Linked DNA regions of Mus musculus: all the other regions are linked to region 3. A link is a loop called in an ENCODE intact Hi-C map of the cell type or tissue named here. Cell type or tissue: left cerebral cortex. All regions are shown on one strand.

Region 1 (8,000 bases), 180 kb after region 3:
AATGTGGTGCCAATGTGCCTACCTATCCCAGAGCCTGGAAGCCCAGTTCTCACCTGGAGCAGAATTGTAAATTCTAACAACACATTCACAGCAAGAGAAATAAAACCAAGGTGGGCATGGTGGCTCATGACTTAAATCCTAGCACTCGGTAAGCAAAAGAAGAGAAGAAAAGAAAAACAAAACCCAAACCATTATTAGCAAAGTGTGTCTAGGCAGACATAACCTGCAGGATCTATAGGTTTTCTTTTTGTTGCTGTATTGTTATTTTGAGACCAGGGTTTCTCTGTATAGCCTGAGCTGTCCTGGAACTCGCTCTATAAACCAGGCTAGCCTTGAATTTACAGAGATCTGCCTACCTCTGCCTCCCAAGTGCTAGGATTCTTTAAGGCATGTGTGACAACCGCCACCCTGAGCAAACCCCGGTTGGGGCCTAGCTGGGGTCCTGATTTTCCAAAAGTGAGTTTGCGTTTTTCCCACGTCCTTCGTACTGACTCCCGGCCTGCAGTTCAACATCTGTGCCAACAGCAGCCTCCAGAACTATGCTAAGATCTTCCCCAGGGACAATAACACTGTGTCAGTGGATATTTATCAAGGAGTAAGTACCACTCAAGCCCAATGTTTGGCCACGCCTTGTCCGAGGGTAAGGCGTCTATTGGGTGGGGCCTCTGTCTGATCACGCCTCCTCCTTTTAGGGTGTGATCCTAGGCTGTCTCTTTGGCCCTGCGGCCCTCTACATCTGGGCAGTAGGTCTCCTGGCAGCGGGGCAGAGTTCTACTATGACCGGCACCTATGCAGGACAGTTCGTGATGGAGGTGGGTATCGAGGGCCCAAAGATAGCAGACACACTGCTAGAGGCTTGGACGCTGGGTCTTTCTGAGTTGCAGAAGGGTAAGATGACAATCAGAATCCCCCAAAGGCGTTCCATATTCAGCAAACCAGTTATGGGAATCCTCCCTCTCCCACTCGTCCTTTCTCCCACCAACAGGAGTCAGATCTAACCCCCATTTCCAAGACAAACAAATGCATGGGGGAGGGGTTGTCTGAGACAACGGAGGCCAAGTAGCCCCACCAGGATGCTTGGTCCCACCCAGGGTTTCCTTAAGCTGCGGTGGTCCCGCTTCGCTCGGGTCCTTCTCACGCGCTCTTGCGCCATCCTGCCCACTGTGTTGGTGGCTGTCTTCCGAGACCTGAAGGACCTGTCCGGCCTCAACGATCTACTCAATGTTCTGCAGAGTCTACTGGTGAGCCCCATGGTCTAGGAACATAGCAGCTCCCTCCCTACCCTCCAACAGTCCTATGGGGTTTGCCCTAAACACTCACAGGATTCTACAGCCACACTAAAAAACAAGAGGCCCCACTGTCCCCATTCCACAGATAGAAAAATCAGTGCATTGGGTTGGTTGACTGGAGGCTGAGCTGACATTCAAATAACAGCAGTCTGAGAGCCCTGCACACTTTTGAGACACAGAATACTGCTCAGGGCTCTTTTGGGTGGGGTGGGGTGGGGGGGTTCAAGACAGAGTTTCTCTGTGTAGCCCTGGCTGTCCTGGAACTCACTCTGTAGACCAGGCTGGCCTTGAACTCAGAAATCCACCTGCCTCTGCCTCAAGTGCTGGGATTAAAGTCCACCACTGCCCGGCTGCTCAGGGCTCTTAGGGAACGTCCCCAAAGGCTCCCAGCCAGAGGAGAGGCAGAACTCCCCACTCCCACACCCTGCTGTGCCAAGGCAGGGTCTCTCAGCCTCAGTCTCCACCCTGCCCACAGCTGCCCTTCGCTGTACTGCCCATTTTGACTTTCACCAGCATGCCAGCTGTCATGCAGGAGTTTGCCAACGGCCGGTGAGTACGCCCTTCCCCGACCACCACGGTCCAGCTTTCTCTACTCTCAGCCACTCAGAGGCAACAACTGTTATCTCCACCTTCCCATGAAACCAAGGCCCCAAGACCATAAAGAACTTGCCTAGTGTCACACAGCTACTAAGTATGGGAACCAGGGTTTGGTGGGGCAGTTTCTAGAACCCCGGGCTTAACCTCACCACACCCCTTGCCAAGTCAGTGATGGAGCCTGAAGTGCCTCCAAGTGGCTAACTGGGTCTATCTGCTCTAGAGCATTCAGGCAGTCCTGAGGATAGGGGTGTCCTGAGGTGGGGAGACCATCCAGGAGGCCCGGCTGTTTTCAGCCAGCCCTGAGCATCCATTTTTCCCCCAGGATGAGCAAAGCCATCACTTCGTGCATCATGGCGCTAGTCTGCGCCATCAACCTGTACTTTGTGATCAGCTACCTGCCCAGCCTCCCGCACCCTGCCTACTTTGGCCTTGTGGCTCTGTTCGCAATAGGTTACTTGGGCCTGACTGCTTATCTGGTACTGGGGTCAGCCACGGGGCAGGGAGGGCAGGAGAGGGAGACACAGGGGGCTTCTGAGGCGCTCTGGCCTCTCCTCAACTCATGGTCCTTCCCCAGGCCTGGACCTGTTGCATCGCCCACGGAGCCACCTTCCTGACCCACAGCTCCCACAAGCACTTCTTATATGGGCTCCCTAACGAGGAGCAGGGAGGCGTGCAGGGTTCCGGGTGACCGCGGCATCCAGCAAGCAAAGAGGCAACAGGGCAGACACAGCAGAGCAATTGGAGGTCCCCTACTGGCTTTCTGGATTACCGGTTTCCAGTTTGGACAAGTGCTTTACCTCGGAATAATGACACCATTCTTATCACCACAACCTAAGAGACTTAAAAAACACAGTGCCTGGGGCGAGAGATGGCTCAGGTGTGAAGAACACTAGCCACCACCCTTTCAGAAGATGGGGATTCAATTCCCAGCATCAACGTGGTGGCTTTCAACTGAAGGTGACTCCAGTTCCCAGAACACCTCAAACAGAACTGCCACAACTCCATTGTCTCACTCCAGCTCGTGGAAGATGAAGGGAGGAGTCCTAAAGAGTTCTAGGTCGGGTCTCTGGAGAGACGGCTCAGCTGTTAAGAGCACCGGACTGCTCTTCCAGAGGTCCTGAGTTCAATTCCCAGCAACCACATGGTGGCTCACAACCATCCATAATGGGATCCCTCTTCTGGTGTGTCTGAAGACAACAACAGTGTCCTCACATATATAAAATAAATAAATCTTAAAAAAAAAATCTTAAAGAGTTCTAGGTTATCCTCCTAAAAAGTGAGTCCAAGCTGGGCAGTGATGGTGCACGCCTTTAATCCCAGCACTTGGGAGGCAGAGGCAGGTGGATTTCTGAGTTCAAGGCCAGCCTGGTCTACAAAGTGAGTTCCAGAACAGCCAGGGCTACACAGAGAAACCCTGTCTCTAAAAAACCCAGTTAATCAATCAATAATAAAATAAACTGAGTTCGAGTCCAACCTGGGCTACCTGAGAGCCTGTCTCAAGAAGGAAGTAAAAAGAAGGAAGGAAAGTGGAGGAGGAGGAGGAGGAGGAGGAGGACGAGGACGAGGAGGACGAGGAGGAGGAGGAGGAGGAGGAGGAGGAGGAGGAGGAGGACCTGACAAACTTGGGGGGAGGAAGAGTCGGACTGGAAGAAACTTAAAAAAATAGAAATCGTCCGATGAACCAAAGGGTAGCTCCCCTCTGTTCCAAAGCGCTAGAAAATCTAAACGCCAAAACCCGAACCCTCCAAATGACTGTACGGAAACCTATTTTCCAGAGAGTAAAACCTAGAAAGTGCTCCTTCTCTGTCAGGAGCCAGACCATAAAGAACCCAAAAGTCTGTGCCTCAAGGCCCAATTCATTTGCCATCTCCCCAGGGAACTGGGCTGACCTGACTCCCACGCTGCGCTATTAGGGTTCCCTGTACTTCACTCTCAGCTCCCCCTAGGGGCAGGGACTCTCCCGGGCGCCCACACTCCGGCCTAGGCCCTGTCCTCCTTCAAGGGCAAGCGGGACACAGGTGAGAGGAGGGTGCTTTCTCCCAGGGCCGCAGAAGCCACCTCCGCGCCCGGGTAGGGAGTAGCGGTGTGGGCGGGGAACCCCCTCCTCCGCAGTCAGCGTCCCGGAACCCTTCGCCCTGTGTAGACCTAGCACATTGCAGACGCTCCCTAGGCAGTTTCTAGGCTCCCCTAAGTCCCTCCTCCTGACTCCTCCGGTTCCTTGCACTGTAGCCTAGAACAGCCCAGAGCCGCACGGGGGAAGGGGTGACCGGGGAGCCTTTTCCCAGGGTAGAGCCTGGGGGAGGTTCTCTGTCTGAAAGCAGCTCCTATTACCCGGAACCCAGCTGGGAAGGCTGTGGACTGGCCGCTCAGAGTGGGGCGCTTGTTTATGAAAAGAATTTCCTCTTTCTTAAAAGGGCAATGAAAAGAGTGGGCCCAAAAGGAGTGGCTAAGGGAGAGGTCTGGGTGCCTGAGCAAGAAAGAGTACCTCCCCTCGCCTTGGTGCCTGCTGCTGGAGAAGATGGGATCCGAGATAATAAAGGGGTAGGGGGCTGGCAAAGAAAGCATCTCCAGATTCCCCTCTAATTTCTCCCGTGTCCCCCAACTTGGTGGACATTCAAGCGATTCACTTGGCACTAATTGGGTGCTTTATTTATTTTTCATTTATTTTTTAATTTTTTCTGTGATAAGCCCTGGGTTAGAAGTGGAAGAGAGGTAAAAGTCCCGAATTAAAGAGGATGTCAGCTGTCTGTCCAGGAGCTCTCAGGGCAAGGGGGTGGGAGGGCAAAATGAACTGGCAGGATGACACTGCGAGTTTAAGAAGACCACTGGGCCGAGCGTGGTGGCGCACGCCTTTATTCCCAGCACCCAGGAGGCAGAGACAGGCGGATTTCTGAGTTCGAGGCCAGCCTGGACTACAGAGTGAGTTCCAGGACAGCCAGGGCTGTACAGAGAAACCCTGTCTCGAGCCCCCCGGCCCCTAAAAAAAGAGGAAGACCACTGAGCACAGGATTGTGAACGTTAAATAAGAAAGGGCTGTCAGTGAGTGTGTCCACAATTCTTGGTTCTCAGATGCTGTGGAATGGGGCTGGGGGACCCAGAAGGAGGGAGAAGCTGATCGTATGACTAGTTGTGTTTAGGACTTAGAATTGAGCGCTGAGAAGGTAAGTTTGGCCCAGAACACTTACTGAACACTCACCTCCATAGGACTGAACTTCCCAGCTCCTCTGGCACAAGCTAACATGGCAGCTAACAACAGCCTGGAACCCCAGCTCAGGGGACAGGACACTCTTCAAGCTTCCAAAGGCACCCCAACACTCACTGCATACACTAACACATATACGTAAAAATAAATCTTAGCGACATTGTAGCACACTCCTTAATATCAGCGCTCTGGAGACAGAAGCAGGTGGATCTCTGTGCACTGGAGGCAAGCCAGCTCCGGCTAAGTAGTAGTTTCAGTCCAGCAAAGGCTACATAATGAGGCTTGCTCAAAATTAATAATAAATACAACAACAACAGCAATAATAAATCTTAGGGTCAGCAAGATGGCTCAGTATGTCAGGATACCAGTCACCATTCCCAAAGACCAGAGTTCTGTCCTTGGGACACACATGGGTGGATTCTCTAGCTCCACACATGTTTTGTGACACATGCTCACACACACAAAAATAATGATTTAACCCACACCACACCACAGGGTTTCTCTGTGTAGCCCTGGCTGCCCTGGAACTCACTTTGTAGAAGAGACTGGCCTTGAACTCAGACATCTGCCAGCCTCTGCCTCTGCCTCTGGAGTGTTGGAATTCAGCCAACCTGTCTGACTTACCAAGGCCCAAGATCAGGGATAAGGTTGGCCATTTCCAGCCAGGGGCCGGCACTTAGTGCTCCTCCATCCCCGTGGCGGCCCTAAAGACCTCAGCCCCAAAACTCAAATTGAATTTAAGGAAAGAGGCCTACCTTAGGGTTTCACCAGTCAGTCCTCGCATACCTGCTTCCGGGGAGCCAGCTGAGGGCGTCCTACCAGACCTCCCGTCCAGTCCATCCACAAGCAGGAAACTGAGGTGGTGAAGGGAAGGACCCTTGTCTCAGGTGCCCCAGAGTATCCTGCTTAGTCCCGGATAGCAGTCCACACCATTGTTTTTCTTGGGGATGAGTATTAAAATAATAATCATCTTAGGGGCTGGAGAGATGGCTCAGCTGTTATGAGCACTGAATGCTCTCCCAGAGGTCCTGAGTTCAATTCCCAGCAACCACATGGTGGCTCACAACCGTCTGTAATGGGATTCCTTCTTCTGGTGTGTCTGGTATACTCATATACATAAAATAATAAATAATAATCATAATAGATTGTGTGGGTAAAGCCCACCACCAACTGCTGGGTGAGGGGAGACGGCAGCAGAGATGGAGCCATGCTCCCCTGCAAGGAAACAAACAAACAAACAAAAACAAACACTGCCCCCACCCTCCGGACTGGCAGTTTAATCCTCACAATATAGCACTAGAACAGGGCGAGGGCTACGGAGCTTCTGGCAGAAGGTGGGAACTCTAGGCTCTCTGGCTCCCGAAGAGACCCCCCAGCTAAGGCCTGAAGGGGGTGATAGGTCTTTGTTTGGGGTGGCTTCTGAGGACTGGTGTGAGCTTACAGGGCAGGTTCATGAGTGTCAAGGTGGGGGTGGGATGTTAAGGAACGATGGAAATCTGAGGCCGCCAGCTGCATGGCCCAGTCGCTGGACCCGGGCTCATTCAACTTCGGGTCATACATTTCCTTTTGGGAAGTGTGCAGGCCCAGGTAAGAAAGCGAAGGCACCCCTGGTGGGCTTGGCCAAGAAGAGGCGCTCGGAGAGAGTTGGAAGGGCCTGGGTTGAAGGCTTCACTTTCCCAAGCTGTCCCCTCTTCTGTCATAAAGGCAAGAAGGGGATCGTTCCAAGGATCCCGAGTCAATTAAGAGCGCGCGCCCCTGGGCACCAACACATGGGAGGCAAAGACCTTGGGGTGTAAGGATGGCAGCGTTATGGCTCCCTAAGGGCAGAAGGGTCAGGGATCAGCGCCCCACACTCGCTGCTCGTGCGCACGCAGAGCAGGGGCCAAGCTCCCAGCCCGCTATCTGCTGGGAAGCCACAGGACGCCCACCCCACCACACCCGGCCACAGGGCCCAGGGGAGGAAGTGAGGCGTGCGTGTGAAGGCTGGGCATTCGTGTTTTTAAAATTAAGGCGAATGAAAGGAACTTTGTAAGACAGGAAAAATAAAAAATAAAAATAAACGAACCGCAGCCCTAGAGCGGCGCAACTGAGGGGCTTCCTGCGAGAAGGCTCTGTATGCAAACGCAGATTCAGGCTCTGGCTGGGGTGTGTCACTACAGATCCGGTGACACGTGTGTTTAAAATCTGAACGGTTGCGGTCTCAGGCGCCCAAGGGCGGGCGCTGGGCCCTCCCTCCGCGGGCGTCCCCTGAGCACTCGGGAGCACAGCCAGCCCTAGACGGGGCCCCTCTAATAATCACAGATAGGGGCGGTGGGGTGGGGGTGGAGGGCCTCTAAACAAGGTGGTATTTCTTCTAGTTCGATGGGATTTGGCTCTGCCAAGGACGAAGGGGCACGTTTCAAGCCGAGGGAACAGCACGTACAAGATACAAGGCGCCCTGAGCAGCAGAGGCTCGGCTTCTGCCAGGGTTTGGCAGGGGAAGAGGGCGAGATTTGCTACAGGACAGTCGGTAAAGGTAGGCGCCGAAGTGGACTTTTCAATCCTGGGATGTTCTCGAGACTGCAGGGAATGCTGATAGTTACAGTTGGATCACGAACATAATTTAGGACTGGAGAGGTTCATCAGCCGTTAAGAGAAGTCCCTGCTCATGCAGGCCACCTGAATGAGTTCAGGTGCCAGCACTCAAGGCTAACCACTGCCTCCAACTTCTGCTCCAGGCGATGGCGCCCTCTTCTGGCCATTGAAGGCTCCGGCATTCATACACATACACAAAAATAAAATCAATCTATCTACAATTCCACAATTTGATGAGTTTGCATAACTGGGGCTAGCAAAGAATGCCTTTGGGGGGGGGGAACGGGATATTCACAACGTTAGACAAAAGACCCATTGTAGAGGCGGTGAGAAGGCTT
Region 2 (8,000 bases), 72 kb after region 3:
CTTCATAATTTACAGTTATGAAGTAGCAACGAAATATTGGGGGTGGGGGTGCCGTTCACCACAACATGAGAAACTGTATTAAAGGGTCGAAGCATCTGAATGGTTGAGAACCACTGACCTAGAAGGCATGTTGTCCAAATCAGCTTCAAGTGCATGCCAACTGGGTGTGGTAGATGCAAACCAAGGACCCCAGCACTTGGGAGGCTGAGGCAGGAAGGTCAGGCGTACAAGGTTAGCCGTCTCATTGGTGTGGGGCGTATTAAACAGTAGCTGGGAAAACAGTTCAGAGTACAGGAAATTTCATCTGCTTCCCTGGTCCAGAGTAACTGCTTTCAGACTTCATAAAGCACACACCCACCCAGTCCCTGATGCATCAGGAAAATCAAACATGAAAGTGTACCAGGGAGATGTGGGAGGCTTCTGGGACAGTCTGGATTGTCCAGCCCAGCACATGCTCTCCACCAGGAAAACATCAGGTCAGGGCCACAGGCAGCAGATGGAGTGTCTGAAAACTTGCACCAGAGGGCAAAAGAAACTGTCATGGCCGAGGGCTTGACAGTTACAGAGAGGAAGCAGATGAGCTGGTGATGGAGACGTTGAACTGAACACAGGAGAGAACCCAGACTCTTCAGCTCCCGCTGCCCGAGCTGTCCCCCCTCACACGCCATACCACACACAGTGTTTAGACAGACAGAGAAGAAACAGACATCCTGAATCTCTGGGGAAGGAAGCTGGGAACAGAAGACAAGCTTGTTTATTCCTGGCAGCCCCTATATCCAAGGGGTCTAGTACCATTTTAGACTAGCCCCAGGCTGAACTCTCCCAGAGCCTGACTCATGCCCCACTGCCACTGCGTGGGACTGAGACTGTGCCGGCCGGCCAGCCGTCATCCTGGAGGATGGATTTAAGACCGGCCTGCTTAGTCTCCCAGCAGAAGCCCCACCTCTCCAGGACCCTGGAATGTGCGATGTAGGGCAAAAGGTACCAGAGTCCTCAGACCTCCAGCCGTTCAGGCTGCATCTCTCCAAGGATGGTGAAGTCTTGCTCTGTGAGGAGGTTGGTCTCATCTCCATTCCAGCTTACTCACTGCAGCCCCAGCCTGGTTCAGTTCTTAGGAAGTTTGACTGGGCTCCCCTCCCTTCTCCCTAAAGCTGCATTTGATAAAGAGTAGAAATTGGACACAGAACTCTCGGCTTCCGCACTGTGAACGTGTCCTTCTCTCTGCACCTTGTTTCCTCAGTTCTTCTATAAAGCAAAAATGCCACCCCTTGGATGTCCTAGGCTCCCGATCTGCCTTGCAAGGCAGAGCACTTGTTTGAAGGGAACAGGTGCAGAGACCAGAAATCCTAACAATGTTCTCATTAACCTTAATCAAGTACTCAAGAGTATGGGCTCATCTGGTTCATGTTACCTGCTTTGCTGGAGGGGGACTCTTCTTTGGTTGCTTTGAAACAAGGTCTGACTATGTTTCTGAAGCTGGCTGCAACTTGCTGCCACCTACACGTCTGTCTCAACACGCAAGTGCTAGGACCACAAACCCAGGTTAGGTAAGTACAATTTTGAGCTCCACTCTGCAGATAAAGAAAGGGAGTTGAGAGAACTTAAACAGTTTTCCCAAATTCACACAGTTAAAGCAGTGGGACCAGCAGCCCTGTTACGCTCACTGTGGGGTACACCTCTGAACCCCATGGAGGTGGAAGAGCCAGCCATTTGTTGACTTGACCTCCCCTTGGTACTGTCAAGCATTGTGGTATCCACAGGTCCCTATGCGGACATCCCCCACCACAACTGCAACAGGTGACTTTTCCTTCTGGGAAGGTTTGGCAGTATTGAAGCAGTCTCCCCCGTAACCCAGGCCAGCCTCCGATTTACACTGATCCCACTGCCTCAGCTCCGAAATGTTAGAAATCACAGATTTGAACCTCTCTATCAGATCCTTTTATGCCTTATGCATCTCCCCGAAACTTGACTCAGAAACCATTCAGGACTGGGGGGTGTAGTTCCATTGATAAGAGTGCTAACCTAACATCCATGAACTCATGAGTTCTGTAACCTGCCTGTCATGTGGTGGAGTGTAGGAGAACCATCAGACTCTGTGACATATAACTTGGGAGGTGGAGGGAAAAGGATCAAGTTCAAGGTGACACTCCACTCCACAGGAGTTTGAGGCCAGCCTAGGCAATATGAGAGAGACCCTGTCTCACAAGAAAAGTTGAGAGATATGAGGATGACTGCAGACCCGGGAAGACAAGGCTGGATCAGGCGCCCAGCCCCACCTCCATCTTACATCGTGCATGATCCTTTGGTGTGTCAGCAGAAGTATCTGGCTGGTTACGGGCTGCTGCCTGGCACATTCAGAGATTAAGATACCTAAAAATGGCTCTGTTAGTGTGTGTGTGTGTGGGGGGGGAGTGTTGTGTACCAAACATTATTCATTAGCTGGAATGTGTTTCCCAGGTAATGTTCAGCAATGACAGCAAGAGGGTTCTCAGAGGTAAGGAAACACCACCCAGGTTTCATGATGTAGCCGACTGCTAGGGAAGGGTTCACTTACACAGGAGGGGGAGCCCTCCCAGTAAAAGCAGTCAGGATGTGCCACGTCCCACCCCCAGAGGCGGAGCCAAGACTGAGGTCCTTCAGCTTGGACTCCTCCATCCCTTCAGGAGTCCAGGCCAGGCCAGAGTCTGAGCAGGCAAGCCTGGTTCCTGCTGTCTCCACCATAGAAGGCAGCACCATGCGCTCACTGACCAGGACACCAGGCATGGCCCGAAGACCTGCAAGAGTGGCTGATGTGACTCTTTGATCCGCAGAGGAAGAGCTAGCAAGCACCACCTGCTCCTAACAGCCATGTGAGTAGCTACACATCACCCCTCCAGGTCTGACCCTGAGGTCGACACTGCACTGGCTCAAGCCATTCAGGAGACATGGTCCACACCCCACCAGGACATTACCCCTGGATAATCTCTACCTTTCTTGCTATTCTGAGGGAGGCTGGTGCGGGTCCGAAGGGTGGGTCTCTAGCTCAAGCCAGCTCTCAGTAGTTTAATAAAAGTGGGTGGCGAAGGGAGAAAGGGGAACAAACTAGGGTGCTACCGGAGACAGAAAGCTAGGTCTGAGTGGCAGGCTGTGGGGGAGCCTGAAGGAGGCGGCCAGTGGAGGGGAAAGCATCAGGAGTGCGGGTTGGGAGCACTGGGAGGGAAGAAGAGCATCTTGCAGCCTAAGGTAACCGTACAGCTGATGCTGGTCCTAGGACAGAGGCCAGAGGAGCAGAGGGCAGAATCCTTCTGTATTGACTTTGATCCTAGCAACAGCAGATGCTCCTGTTGACAGGATCCAGGACCCCTCCCACTGGCCCTGCAATGTGGCCTGGGGCTGAGACCAGGCAGTCAAGGAAAAGTAAGCTCAGTTTGGAGGCTTTTCCTTGTCACCTGGTTTCAGCTTGTATTTAGGGGGGTCTTTGTTTAGTACCCCCAATTCCTTACCAAGCATCTCCCCACCCTTCCCTCCGGTTCCCAGGAAGGGCCCTGTTGCTAGTGTGGAGCGGATGAGTCAAGTTTATGGGCTGGAAGTCCTACCCGGAGGCTGTTCACTGAAGTGTAACAGGCTCCACGTGGAGACAGGGTGGGGGTGCGGGAACAGAGCACTCTGTGACTTCCCAGACCTGGCCTTCGGGAGCCTCTCACCCAGTGGCTGGCCAGTTACTGTCCTCTCTTGGCACCCTGATGTGGGTAGGCAAAGATTGACAGATGCTTTGGGTAGGTTGCCTTCCAGTCTAGACAGGCATAAACATAGCTGCCCAGGGGCTGCAGGATGGCTGAGAGGCGAAGCTGCCTGTGGGAACTGTGGTTATCGCCTGAAGTGTAGCCTCTTCTAAGATAACACCAGAATTGATTTTCCAAGAAAACCCAAAAGCAAGACTTCCCTATGCAGTTGGTTTTTTTTAGTTGGTTTTTTTTTTTTTTTTTTTTAAGTTGGCAACTGAAAAAAATCTGTATCAGAAAAAAAAGGTATGGCTCAGAGTCTGAGTCCAAAGCCTCAGTGATAATGTGCTGTCCCCACCTGGGCAGTGACTGCAGGACCAACCTAACTCTGGCCACTCCTCCATCCAGGCATGCTTTCTGCAGCTCCGGACCCTCCATGTGCCAAGACCCATGATGACACCCAACAGCACTGAGCTGTCGGCCATTCCCATGGGGGTTCTGGGGCTTTCCTTGGCCCTGGCAAGCCTCATCGTCATCGCCAACCTGCTCCTGGCCCTAGGCATCGCCCTGGACCGCCACTTGCGCAGCCCACCTGCTGGCTGCTTCTTCCTAAGCCTACTACTAGCCGGGCTGCTCACAGGGCTGGCACTGCCCATGCTGCCTGGGCTATGGAGCCGGAACCATCAGGGCTACTGGTCCTGCCTCCTTCTCCACTTGACCCCCAACTTTTGTTTCCTTTCCCTGCTTGCCAATCTGCTGCTGGTGCATGGGGAACGCTACATGGCAGTGTTGCAGCCACTCCGGCCCCATGGAAGTGTGCGGCTAGCCCTGTTCCTCACCTGGGTCAGCTCCCTGTTCTTTGCCAGCCTGCCTGCTCTGGGCTGGAACCATTGGAGCCCTGATGCCAACTGCAGCTCCCAAGCTGTCTTCCCAGCCCCCTACCTCTACCTGGAAGTTTATGGCCTCCTGTTGCCTGCCGTGGGGGCCACTGCCCTTCTCTCTGTCCGCGTGTTGGCCACTGCCCACCGCCAGCTGTGTGAGATCCGCCGACTGGAGCGGGCAGTGTGCCGCGATGTACCCTCAACCCTGGCTAGGGCTCTCACCTGGAGGCAGGCTAGGGCACAGGCAGGAGCCACACTGCTCTTCTTGCTGTGTTGGGGGCCCTATGTGGCCACATTGCTCCTGTCAGTCTTGGCCTATGAGCGTCGCCCACCACTAGGGCCTGGAACTCTGTTATCGCTCATCTCATTGGGCAGCACCAGTGCTGCCGCTGTGCCTGTGGCCATGGGGCTGGGTGATCAGCGCTACACAGCCCCCTGGAGGACAGCTGCCCAAAGGTGTCTACGAGTGCTTCGAGGAAGAGCCAAGAGGGACAATCCAGGCCCCAGCACTGCCTACCACACCAGTAGCCAATGCAGCATTGACCTGGACTTGAATTAGGGAAGCAGCAGCTACTGCTGCCTCCCAGAACACTCTTCTATCTCACAGTGCCCCACTTCTTTGGATTGGAACCCTCACTCCATGAGACCTCACCCAGACCAAATAAATCTCTGGCCATCAGGGCAGATTATTCCTTCCATATCTCCAGAAGTGGGAGGGGCCAGTAGACTGCCCTAGAAGGACCCAGAGACACACTAAGCACCACAGGAAGACTCCACTCACCCACCCCCCACAAAATGCACACAGACACTGCCAATGGGAAGTATATTTTATTTACATTTTTAAAATCTGTAACTAGTCTCTCTTCCTCCTTTCCTTTCCCAGAGAGTTGGGAAGGGAAAGAACGGGAACCTCAAAGACCTAACCCCAACATACAAAGACGCACCCCATGGCTCACACCAGCGAATCAAAGTCAAAGAGACACGGCCTCCTACAAGGCCCCAGGGCTGGGCAGGGGAGGGAGGGCCTGGCAAGGCGGGTCTCCAGGGAGGAAAAGGACAAGGAGTAAGCAGGTCAGCTGAAGGGGTCAGAAAGCAGTCCAGTGGTCTCCCCTCCTCTTCCCTCTGCACCCCGCAACTCTGCTGGGGGCAGGGGCGTCCCTTTATCCCCCTTAACACCAGACACCATGCCAGAGGCTACAGCTGTTAACGGTCAGGTCTCTGGACACAAAATACTTTTGCTTTGTGGTCTCCTGATGTGGTCACCACCAGGGAAGCATCTCTGTAGACAGAACACAGGGGTCAAAGGACAGAGGAAGCTGAGGCCCAGTGCAAGCCCACTCCCAGGGGTCCTGATATAGTGGCTCCAGCATCGCCTCTACCATCAGCCCCTGCCTGAATCTGCACTTGCTTCTCAGACCCTTCTCCCAAAGCCAGGGAGCTGATTCAACTATGCCCATGCAAACTGCAGAAGAACCAGTGAAGGAAGCCCCTAACATAGGAGGACCACAGACCGAGCAGGACTGTTCATTCTCAGGGTCAGGCCCCACAATGGGTAGTTCACTGCCAATCGCTGGGATAGGGCTGGGTTCTAGGACTGTGACTGCACAGATGGACGGCCCAGCATGCCTTTATTACAGGACACAGTCAGGCACTGGGTCCCGTTTCCCTTAGGAATCGCCTCCCATTCCACAAAGGACCTGTGCTACCTCACACCAGACCCACTTTCTAGAGCTGCCAGCCCATAATGCTTACTTGCTGAGGGCAAAGTCCAGGATCTCAGCAGTGTGGCCCCGGTAGTCAGTAAGCAGGCGGCCAGTCCGGGCATCCCAGAGACGTACAACACCATCCAGGCTACAGGTGTACACCACAGCAGTGCCAGCCTCCCACAGCAGCTGAACAATGCCCGACTGTCCCGGAGTGTGACACAGTAACATAGTAGGGCAGAAGTCAGAAGGGAGAAGAGAGGACCCCAACCCACCCTGAGGAGCCACAGAGGACAGGCTGCCCCTTAGCCAGCACAACAGCCCCTAAGTAGGAATTAAGCCCCAGACATCACACCTGGTGCTGACATTGGTGCCGGAGTGTCTGCGTAGACAGGTCATAGATGGCCAAGGTTCCGTCCAGATAGCCAACAGCGGCCAGAGGCATGCTGGGAAGCAAGTGACACAAAGAAGGCTCTTGAGGTCCTAGATTCATATACCTTCCCTCCTCCTTGGTCTCAATTCCTAGATGCCTCCTCAAAGCCACCTCCTCCCTCAGTCTCTTGGGTCTCCAGGCCAAGGTTCTGCTCACACTCACACACTGCAGAAGCCCAAGGACTCCACGGAGTTAGACTCACTCTCCTCCCCCTCTCCCAGGCTGGGCTGGGAGGCGACTGTCTCAGGTCTGAACACACCCACCACCTACAGGTAAGAAAAGAGGCTCACAGACCTGGACAAAGAGGGAAAAGACAGGGGAGGTGCAGAAGGTCCAGACAAAGAAGCCCAGGCTACTTACCTTGCCAGTGGTGGCACTGACCAGCTTGGCCTGGCAGTCTACAGAGCCAGTCAGGATCAGACTGCCATCCTGGTTGGTGGCTACACAGGTCAGAGGGCCCTGATGACCCTCAGTCCCTAGAACAAGCAGGTGGACAGAGGTTTTGAGTCCTGTACCTGGCTCAGGCTCCTCCCTCAAAGCCAAGGAAAACACCCCGCCCCCTCTGATACCTTTTAGTACATGGATGGGGTTTCCTTGCTTGAGGTCCCAGATCCTGATGGTACCATCTTCATACCCTACCACAGCTCTCTTCCCTAAGGACCAAGGCACGGATAACCAGAGGACAGAGGACACTCAGACACGCCAAGGAAAGAATGAGCAGAAAGGATAGTGTAGGGGGTCCCCAAATTCCCCCTGGAGTCACAGGTAAGACCAAGTATAGGGCAGGAGACTGCAATGACTGAAGTAACCCCAAGTCACTGGATCCACCTGTACCCCCAGGAAGAGATAACTGCTCTCACCATCAGGGAGGACGCGGCCACAGGTTGCAGGGCAGTTGGGGCCCTGAAAGGTCTTACAGTCACCATTCGGGACCTTCCACATCCAAGTGTTGCCATCGGCTGTGCCCGCCAACAGGACAGGAGCCCGAGGGTGCCACTCCATCCACTGATCAGAGAGGGAGGATCAGCAGGCAGGGCCTACTACCCAGCCTACCTAAGTCCATGAGCCTCATCTAAGGTGTGACCTTCTAAGGTCAGCGAGAACTTTACAGGCGAAGAGATACATTGCTAGAGCTGGGCTGCTATGGCTCTAGGCAAACTTCTCCAGGCTAGATCTGGATCCGTCTGCCGCTATCCCTCTCACTTAAGGTCCCAAAGAGTGGAAGCTCACTCCAAGGATCTCACCTCCAGGTCTCCTGCTTCAAAGGACCAGACTTCTTCCT
Region 3 (8,000 bases):
AACTCAGGACCTCTGGAAGAGCAGTCAGTGCTCTTACCAGTTGAGCCATCTCTCCAGCTTCTCTTACTTTGTTTTTAAGACAGCTTCACTGGCCTCAGACTCCCGCTTCTCCTGCTTCAGCCTCCCAGTGCTGGAGAGCGCAGGCAGTAACTAACAGGCCTGGCTTAATGTTAACAATTTGTGACTGTTGATTTTGTATCCTGGAACTTGGCTGATTTGTTATTGTTGCTGCTGTTCTAATACTTTTTGGGGGGTCTTGGGGTCTTTGGAATTTTCTATATAAGAACACGTCAAAGACTAACAATTTAACTTGTTCCTTTGTTTTTTATAAAGACCGAGTCATTCTGTGGCCCAAGCTAGCTTCAAACTTGGTGCACGCCACTTCCCCAGCTTTCCATATGCTGGCATTGCAGGTGTGAGCCACCCTGCCTTGCTTAAATAATTGGTTTTTAAAGTTGTTACTCCCCACTCCCCCCCCAGACAGGGTTTCTCTGTGTAGCCCTGGCTGTCCTGGAACTCACTTTGTAGACCAGGCTGGCCTTGAACTCAGAAATCCGCCTGCCTCTGCCTCCCAAGTGCTGGGACTAAAGGCGTGCACCACCACGCCCGGTTTAGTTGTTACTTTTTTTAAAGATTTATTTGTTTTATATACGTGAGTACACTATCGCTATCTTCAGACACACCAGAAGATGATATCAGACCCAATTACAGATGGTTGTAAACCACCATGTGGTTGCTGGGAATTGAACTCGGGACCTCTGGAAGAGCAGCCAGTGCTCTTATCAGTTGCGCCATCTCTCCAGCCCAAGTTGTTCCTATTTTGAGCTCATTTTTCTCATCAAGAACAGGTTTTGAATTTTGTCCAAGGTTTCTATATAGATAATCATGTGACTTTTTCTCCTCAAAATAGATTAATAAATTAATTTTGTTGGTAATTCCCTAATGCTGAGTGCTGCTTGGGCTTTTAGAATAAATACCATTTCTTGAATAAAAAGAATGGGATATAGTGCTGGAGTTAAGAGCACTGACTGTTCTTCCTGAGTTCAAGTCCCAGCAACCACGTGGTGGCTCACAACCATCCGTCATGAGATCCGACGCCCTCTTCTGGTGCGTCTGAAGACAGCTAAAGTGTACTTAGATATAATAATAAATAAATCTTTTTTTAAAAAGAGGGGGATAGAAACTGAAGCCCTGAACTGGTATTGTCTTAGCCAGGGTGTCTATTGCTGTAATGAAACACCATGAGCAAAAGCAACTTGGGGAGGAAAGGGTTTATTTCAGCTCATACTTCTAGATCACAGTCCTTTACCAAGGCTAAGCCGGAGCAGGAACTCAAGCAGGGCAAGAACCAAAAGGCAGGAGCTGATGTGGAAGCAATGGAGGGATGTCGCTTATTGGCTTGCTCCCTTTGCTTGCTCAGCCTGCTTTCTTAGAGAACCCTGGAACCACCTGCCCAGGGGTGGTGGACTGGACCCTCCCTCCGACACTGGTGATAATTAGGAAAATTATCACTTGCCCATGGGCCAATCTGATGTGGATATTTTCTTAATTCAAGTTCTCTCTTCTGAGATGACTAGCTGTATCAAGTTGACATAGCACAAATGGCCTTCAAAGCTTTGCTTGGTCTCTCTCGCCCTCTGTTCCTTGCCTCTGCCTTCACCTGAGTGACCCAAACACTAGAAACTTCCTGTCTCCTAGTTCCTGGGAGTCTGAAGTCCAGATGTCAGCATGACTGTTTTTCCTCTTTAGGGCAGTGAGAAGTACTCTATCTAACCTGTTCCATACATTGCTCCGGATCATGTAGTTTGCTGGCAAAAGGTGGAGTTCCTTGGCCTGTAGAAGCACAATCCAGTATCTGTCCTTATGTGCCCATGCTCCCTCCACTGTGTCTCAGTTCGTGGGTTCCTAGGCCTGTATCCCATTTTGATAAGATCACCAGTTATTGAGATTTTGTCTTTTACTGTCTATTGTAATCCTAAGGGGGGGGGGGAGCAAGACCTGGAGTCTGCCTTAACCAATGCGATCTTGCCCTCCAAATTAATTTTGATTTGTAAATACAGATGCCAACTGCCAATAATTAGGCAGAAGAGACATAGGTGAGGTTCTCAGCTAGGGGAAGGGGAGGAGGAAGGAGAAGCAGCCATGGGTTAAGAGTTAGAGAGTGGCCCTGAGGACTGCCCAATTAGAGTTAAGAGGAGCCCAGATAAAACTTAGTAAATAAGTAATATTTTCCTGGTTTATCCATAGGAAAATAGATTCTAACAGCATGGAGGGTAGGCAGCTATTCAGCTCTTGTGTTGGTTAAGGCTTATTGTAAATATAAAAGCTGTGTGTGTGTCTTTCAATCCAGAACTAATTGGTTTAAGAGGGGGTTCTACTCCAGGCTGAGATTTAAATAATTACCGCAACAACCAACTGGGGCTCCCTTAATAGCCTCAGCTAAACTAACTACAATCTCAACAACTCTAATTCCAAATAAGGTCACATTCTGATGTCCTCAGGGTTACGTCTTGGAGACAGGAGGCAGGAACACAATTCCGGCCATCCATGAGCCATCTGCCGTAGCCTCTGGCTTTGCCCCTGGGTGTTGCTTCACTGTTTAGCCATTGGCTTGACTTCCTCTATCCGGAAAGCCTGCCTGCTTCAACCTGGAGTAAGGTCCTCCCTTGCCCCAAGCTTGCTGCTTGAGACCTCCTGCCTAGCAGTTCATAGCTCCCCAGGCCTTCCCAATGTCCACTCAGTAACACTCCCGCACACTTGACTTGTTCATCACGTAGTTTATTTCCGATTTCCACTTCTTGAGACTGTAAGCATGGGGAAAAGGTAGATTTTATTGTGTTTTGACCCCCATATCTCGTGCACTTTGGAGATAGCTTGGCAAGTGGTACAGAATTAAGCTCCAAGCCGGGCGTGGTGGCGCATGCCTTTAATCCCAGCACTCGGGAGGCAGAGGCAGGAGGAGTTCTGAGTTCGAGGCCAGCCTGGTCTACAGAGTGAGTTCCAGGACAGCCAGGGCTACACAGAGAAACCCTGTCTCGAAAAACAAACAAACAAAAAAAAAAACAGAATTAAGCTCCAAAAAAACATGGACTAGGAGACCCAGCCTGTGGGTAACCTGTAACCCCAGCACTTTGGAAATGGAGGATGGAGGATTATGATTTCAAGGTTATCCTGGATTACTTCAGACTTTCTCAAAAATGGAAAAGACGGAGACCTACCAGTGATTTTTTTTTCTTGCCCCAATCCTCTGGAAGGTCACACTACAGGGAAAGTTTAGGCCACTATTTATAGGAAATGACCTAGCAAGGTGAGGCGTTTCAGAAATGCCTGAAATCAAGCAGAAAATGGGGAAGGGGCAAAAAACAAAACAAAACAAAAAAACTACTGAAGACTGTAGTTTCAGAACTCCACCAGCAGAGGGCAACATTGTCTTCTAAGCAAATCAGCTAACTGCCATGATCTACTGAAACCGCTGTAACAGCCCCATTATCTGGAACCCAAGGCCACTATTTGACAAAGTCTTGGGCGTACGTACATTCCTTTTTCTCTGAGTTCTCCCACTCAAGTATTTAGCCATTAGCCCAATGTGAGTAATCTAACATCAGTTCCCATGTGCTCTAAGGAGGGGTGAGTGAAGTTATCATGGGATTCAAAACGCGAGTCTTGTGTGGGGTCGGCCCCTTCTTGCATCCCACAAACCTTTTCTCCAGAAGATTCTCAGCCTCTTGGGTTACCCTACTTTCCTTTTCATCGAGGCAGTTAAAAGCTGCACAGAAATCAAACTTCAGGACTAGGGACGCAGCTCCCTCTGTAGAGTGTTTGCAAGCAGGAAGCCCTGGGTTCCATCAGGGTACCTGTGTAGCTTTGAGACTGTTTGCCTGCAGTGGCGCAGGGGGTGCGGCGGGAGTGGAGGTCTCTGGTCTTTCCCCCTTATGATTTTTTTTTTCTTCTTTACAAGTTGGGGTTAGAGCTGGCAATGTAGCTCAGTGGTAGAGCACTTGCCTACAATGCGCAAAGCTCTATCCTCGAAACCCTCTCCTCCCCAAGAAAACTGAGGTCTTGAGGTACCTTCCAACCTACCCTGAATGCCTGAGTTTGGGCAGTGTTCCTGCCTCAGCCTCCGGAGCTGGGCTCTCAGCACCCACCGTCATGCCTAGCTTTTTTCTCCTAGTACAAAGCACACTGATCCTCCTGATAGGGCCGGCCCCTCCTTTGGTCACTAGCACACAATACCTGTCAATCATCTTGGAGGAAAGCCTTGTGTGCTTCCGGTTAAAGATGCTTCAGCGAGTGCTGGTGGGAGGATGTGGCAGCGCAAAGCATGATGGGCCAGACACTGCTCTTCCTTTCCCGTCTATTCCTCTTACTGGATGGTGCATCCTCCTTCAGGACAAGCTCTCCTCTTAGCTAATCCTCTCTGGGAACACTCTGCCGCCCAACCCTAGAGGCATTTACTGACCAATCAAGTGGAGTTAACAATCTCGATGAACCATCAGGAGGGCTGGCGATAGATTGCTTCCCTAGCATACACCGGGTTCAATCCTCAGCACCCCACGAATGCGACATGAGAATACAGACTATTCCCAATGTCTCAACCTTAAACAAAGCAAATGCCCCAAAAATGTCAGAAGCAATATGTGGGTAATAGTTGATAACCTGTTTGCAGCTTTATAAAAAAGGTTAGGGTGTTGTTTTTTTTTTTTAGATGTATTTACTTTATGTTCTGTTAATGGGTGTTTTATCAGCGTGTATGTTGGTGCAGCACACGCATCTCTGGTGCCTAACAAGGCCAGAAAGGGGCAGTAGTTACAGACTGTTAGGAGCTGCCATGCAGGTGCTGGGAATCTAACTCAGGCCCTCTGGAAGCAGTCAGTATTAACCACTAAACCATCTCTCCAGGCCCCTGTGTGCAGCTTTGGGTCAGTTAAAGTCAACAGAATAGCTTTTTCCCTTAGAAAATTCTGTTTAAAATTTCTGTGAAAAAGGATCTCTCATTCTTTGTGGGCTGTTCAACAAATATAAGACAATTGTCCTTTGTTAAGGACAGGTATTTGAGAGACTCCAGAAACACAACAGACATGCAACAGGGTAAGACAGACCAAGACAGGCCAAGCACACACAACAGAGAGGCTACAGTCAGGTGAAAGGCCACAAAACCCCTAAAGACGGAAGATACAGGGAGGGAAATGGGGAATTCAGGATATGGGCTCATTCATGGTCTAAACTATTCCAAGGGGTTGAAGAGATGGCTCAGTCCTTAAAGGCTAATTCATTCTGTGACAAACACCACATCCACTTGACTAGAACCACCTCCTTCTCTGTGGGCAGGGTTTTGTATTCTCATGAGGTTCCAGAGAGTTCTAATGAACATTTGTGTCTCTGATGCAAGCTTTCTTATTGCCTCTTACGGGCTCCCAACAATAACACGTTCTACCCTGTGCATCCCAACGAGCAAAGTCAGCATGCTGTATGACAGACTGACTGTCAAAGCAGTATCCTTGGTTGCAGTAAAAATAAACTGCACAAATGGCTGCCGGGGGTGGGGCTAGCGCCAGGGACGGAGCAGATGGGAGACAGGTGGAGAAAGGCTGTTCAGTAATAGCTGCCTTTTTCTTTCTTTGCCCCCCCCCCCCCCGGTCTCATTGTGTACTCCAGGCTGCCCTTTAATTCACGATCTTCCTGCATCCACCTCCCAAGTGCTGCAGACGTATGCTGCTGTGCCCTGGCTCTTTGGTAGCTTATAGTTCTCATTGTATATTTTAATCTTTAAAAAAAAAATGCTTGCCGCCGGGCAGTGGTGGCTCACACCTTTAATCCCAGCACTTGGGAGGCAGAGGCAGGCAGACTTCTGAGTTTGAGGCCATCCTAGTATACAGAGTAAGTTCCAGGACAGCCATGGCTATACAGAGAAACCCTGTCTCAACTGCCGCCACCACCCCCCAAAAAAAGCTTCCCTCGAATACACAAAACCTGGGGTTTGAGCCCCAGTACTGCATACAGTAGGTGTGGTCGTGTATACCAGTAATGCTAGCACTCGGGAGGTAGAGGAAGGAAAAATATTAGTCCAAGTTCGTCCTTGGCTACTTAGGGAGTGTAAGGCCAACCTGGGCTAGGTGAGAACCTGTTTTAAAGAGCGGAAAAAAATGATTCATTTAAATGTAGTGGTAGAATATCTGTGGTCCCAGTCTGAAACCTCGTTTAGGCTATGGCAGCCTCAATGTGTGTTTCTGGCTGTTCATCTTCACTTAAACCCAGAGAGCCTAAGATGTCTCCAGCCAGCACCCGGGTCATCACTTCCCGGCTCAGGGGCTCTGTCCTTCAGTCTTCACAACCTGGTTTGCTTGTTGTTTGTTTGTCTGGGGTGTTTTGTTAGGTTGATGTTGTTTGTTTTTTGGTTTGGTTTGTTGTTTTGAGACTCAATCTCAAAGTACGGCCAGCCAGTCCTTAAACTTTGATCCTCCTGCCTCCGGTCTCAAGAATGCTGAGAACTCAAGCAAGCACCACCTTACTGAGCTTGCTGACTCCTTCAAACTGCCCCCATCCAGTTCTACTCTGTCCTCCGGCTTTGCTCCCAAAGGTGCAGCTTAGCGCGTGTTTGCTCTGTAGTGCACGAGTGAGCGAACGCTGTTAGCTGAGTGTGGAAGAAGTTGGATGATGTTTGCACCTAGAACATAGAAAAAAATAAGAATGTCAAACTCCAAATTAAGACCAGAGAGAGAGCTCAGAGGTAAAGATGCCTGCCACAAAATCTGAGGATTTGCATCCGCCCCCAGGACGGAGTTCCGCTTCCCCTGGTCGAAGGAGAAAATCAACTGCCAGTGGTCGTTCTCTGACCTGCACAGATGTGTCTAGAAACAGGAATCAATACAAATTTAAAATCTCAAGTGTATTTTCTAAAAGTCCAAACTCAGGTGAGAGAGGCTTAGCTAGCAATAGGGTCTGTGCAGGCATGGAGACCTGCGCTCAGACCCCAGCGCCCGCGTCAAAAGCGGGTGTGACTTTTCAGTGCCTATACGCCAAGGCCGCTGAGGGCAGAGAGAAAGTGACTGAGCAGGACCCTGGGGTCCTTCTCTGCCGCGTCTACCTCACCTCACACATAGGCACAAAAATAGAGAAATACATATGTGTTTATTTCACTTCTTTAATAATTGTTTTGAAGCCAGGCAATGGTGGGCACACCTATAATTCCAATACTCAGGAGGCAGAGGCAGGTGGATCTTTGAGTTTAAGGCCAGCCTGGTCTACAGAATGAGTTACAGAAGAGCTAACAGATGGAGTCGAGAAACCAGATAGGCTCGTCTGTTCAGATTGTCCAGTTCTGGGCTTCCAGGCAAGGACCTCTCTGACATAACACATCGAGTACCACAAGAGTCAGCTGCTGAAGTTCCTTTTTGTTGTTGTGGTTGTTGTTGTTTAAGATTTTTATGAGCATTGGTGTTTTGCCAGCATTTATGTCTGCGTGAGAGTTTCAGGTTTCCTGGAACTGGAGTCACAGACAATTGTGAGCCACGGTGTGGGTGCTAGGAATTGAACCTGGGTCCTCTGGAAGAGCAGCCAGTGTTCTTAACCACTGAGCCATCTTTCCACCCCATTTGTTCTTTAAGACAGAGTCTTGGACTGGTGAGATGGCTCAGTGATTAAGAGCACCAACTGCTCTTCCGAAGGTCCTGAGTTCAAAAGCCAGCAACCACATGGTGGCTCACAACCATCTGTAATGAGATCTGACGCCCTCTTCTGGTGTGTCTGAAGACAGCTGCAGTGTGCTTAGATATAATAATAAATAAATCTTAAAAAAAAAAAAAAAAGACAGAGTCTTATGTAGTTGGCTGCCTTCAAACTCACTAAGTAGGTAAGCACAGGCTTACACTGTGTGATCCTCTGCCTCCATAGAAGGAGCTCTTGAGTTGGGCTTTTTAGACTGAATAGAAGTTTTTTAGGTTGGCCTGGGGAAGGTCTACCATGCAATCTGGAAGAACAATAAACTCTAAAGTGCCATCAAA

Evidence for each region. A loop is a pair of places that touch in the nucleus more often than their neighbours do. Peaks named below come from ENCODE experiments on the same cell type or tissue, not always from the same donor. Only the 100,000 strongest peaks of a DNase experiment are listed, where the experiment ranks them.
Region 1: a loop joins it to region 3, with 2.7 times the contacts of the local background. A loop is called at or near these places in 9 of 42 quality-filtered maps.
Region 2: a loop joins it to region 3, with 5 times the contacts of the local background. A loop is called at or near these places in 20 of 42 quality-filtered maps.

Annotation. Positions count from the first base shown.
Region 1 is chr1:74,382,933-74,390,932 of GRCm38, forward strand. Slc11a1 (solute carrier family 11 (proton-coupled divalent metal ion transporters), member 1) reads left to right here. Exons shown (of 15, transcript NM_013612.2): 10 at 506-595; 11 at 693-812; 12 at 1,092-1,241; 13 at 1,765-1,838; 14 at 2,209-2,362; 15 at 2,461-3,119. The coding sequence ends at 2,574. Among named protein-coding and RNA genes, the nearest start is that of Ctdsp1, 4.7 kb to the right of the region's middle. In left cerebral cortex, CTCF peaks have their summits at 3,845 (motif pointing left) and 7,807 (motif pointing left); DNase peaks (open chromatin) are centred at 4,118 and 7,798; H3K4me3 peaks cover 1,106 bases; H3K27ac peaks cover 2,820 bases.
Region 2 is chr1:74,274,449-74,282,448 of GRCm38, forward strand. It overlaps Gpbar1 (G protein-coupled bile acid receptor 1), which reads left to right and starts at 4,152. Exons shown (of 1, transcript NM_174985.1): 1 at 4,152-5,141. The coding sequence starts at 4,152. The coding sequence ends at 5,141. It overlaps Aamp (angio-associated migratory protein), which reads right to left. Exons shown (of 11, transcript NM_146110.3): 4 at 7,963-8,000; 5 at 7,579-7,723; 6 at 7,288-7,371; 7 at 7,079-7,194; 8 at 6,881-6,984; 9 at 6,641-6,731; 10 at 6,335-6,489; 11 at 5,392-5,861. The coding sequence ends at 5,786. It overlaps Gm28364 (predicted gene 28364), which reads left to right and starts at 6,713. Exons shown (of 2, transcript NR_168296.1): 1 at 6,713-6,990; 2 at 7,363-8,000. In left cerebral cortex, no CTCF peak of the experiment used is centred here; no DNase peak of the experiment used is centred here.
Region 3 is chr1:74,202,595-74,210,594 of GRCm38, forward strand. It overlaps Mir1928 (microRNA 1928), which reads right to left and starts at 4,026; the gene lies at 3,960-4,026. It overlaps Gm31691 (a long non-coding RNA gene), which reads right to left. Exons shown (of 3, transcript XR_373519.2): 3 at 5,886-6,664. In left cerebral cortex, a CTCF peak has its summit at 3,417 (motif pointing right); DNase peaks (open chromatin) are centred at 3,462 and 5,511.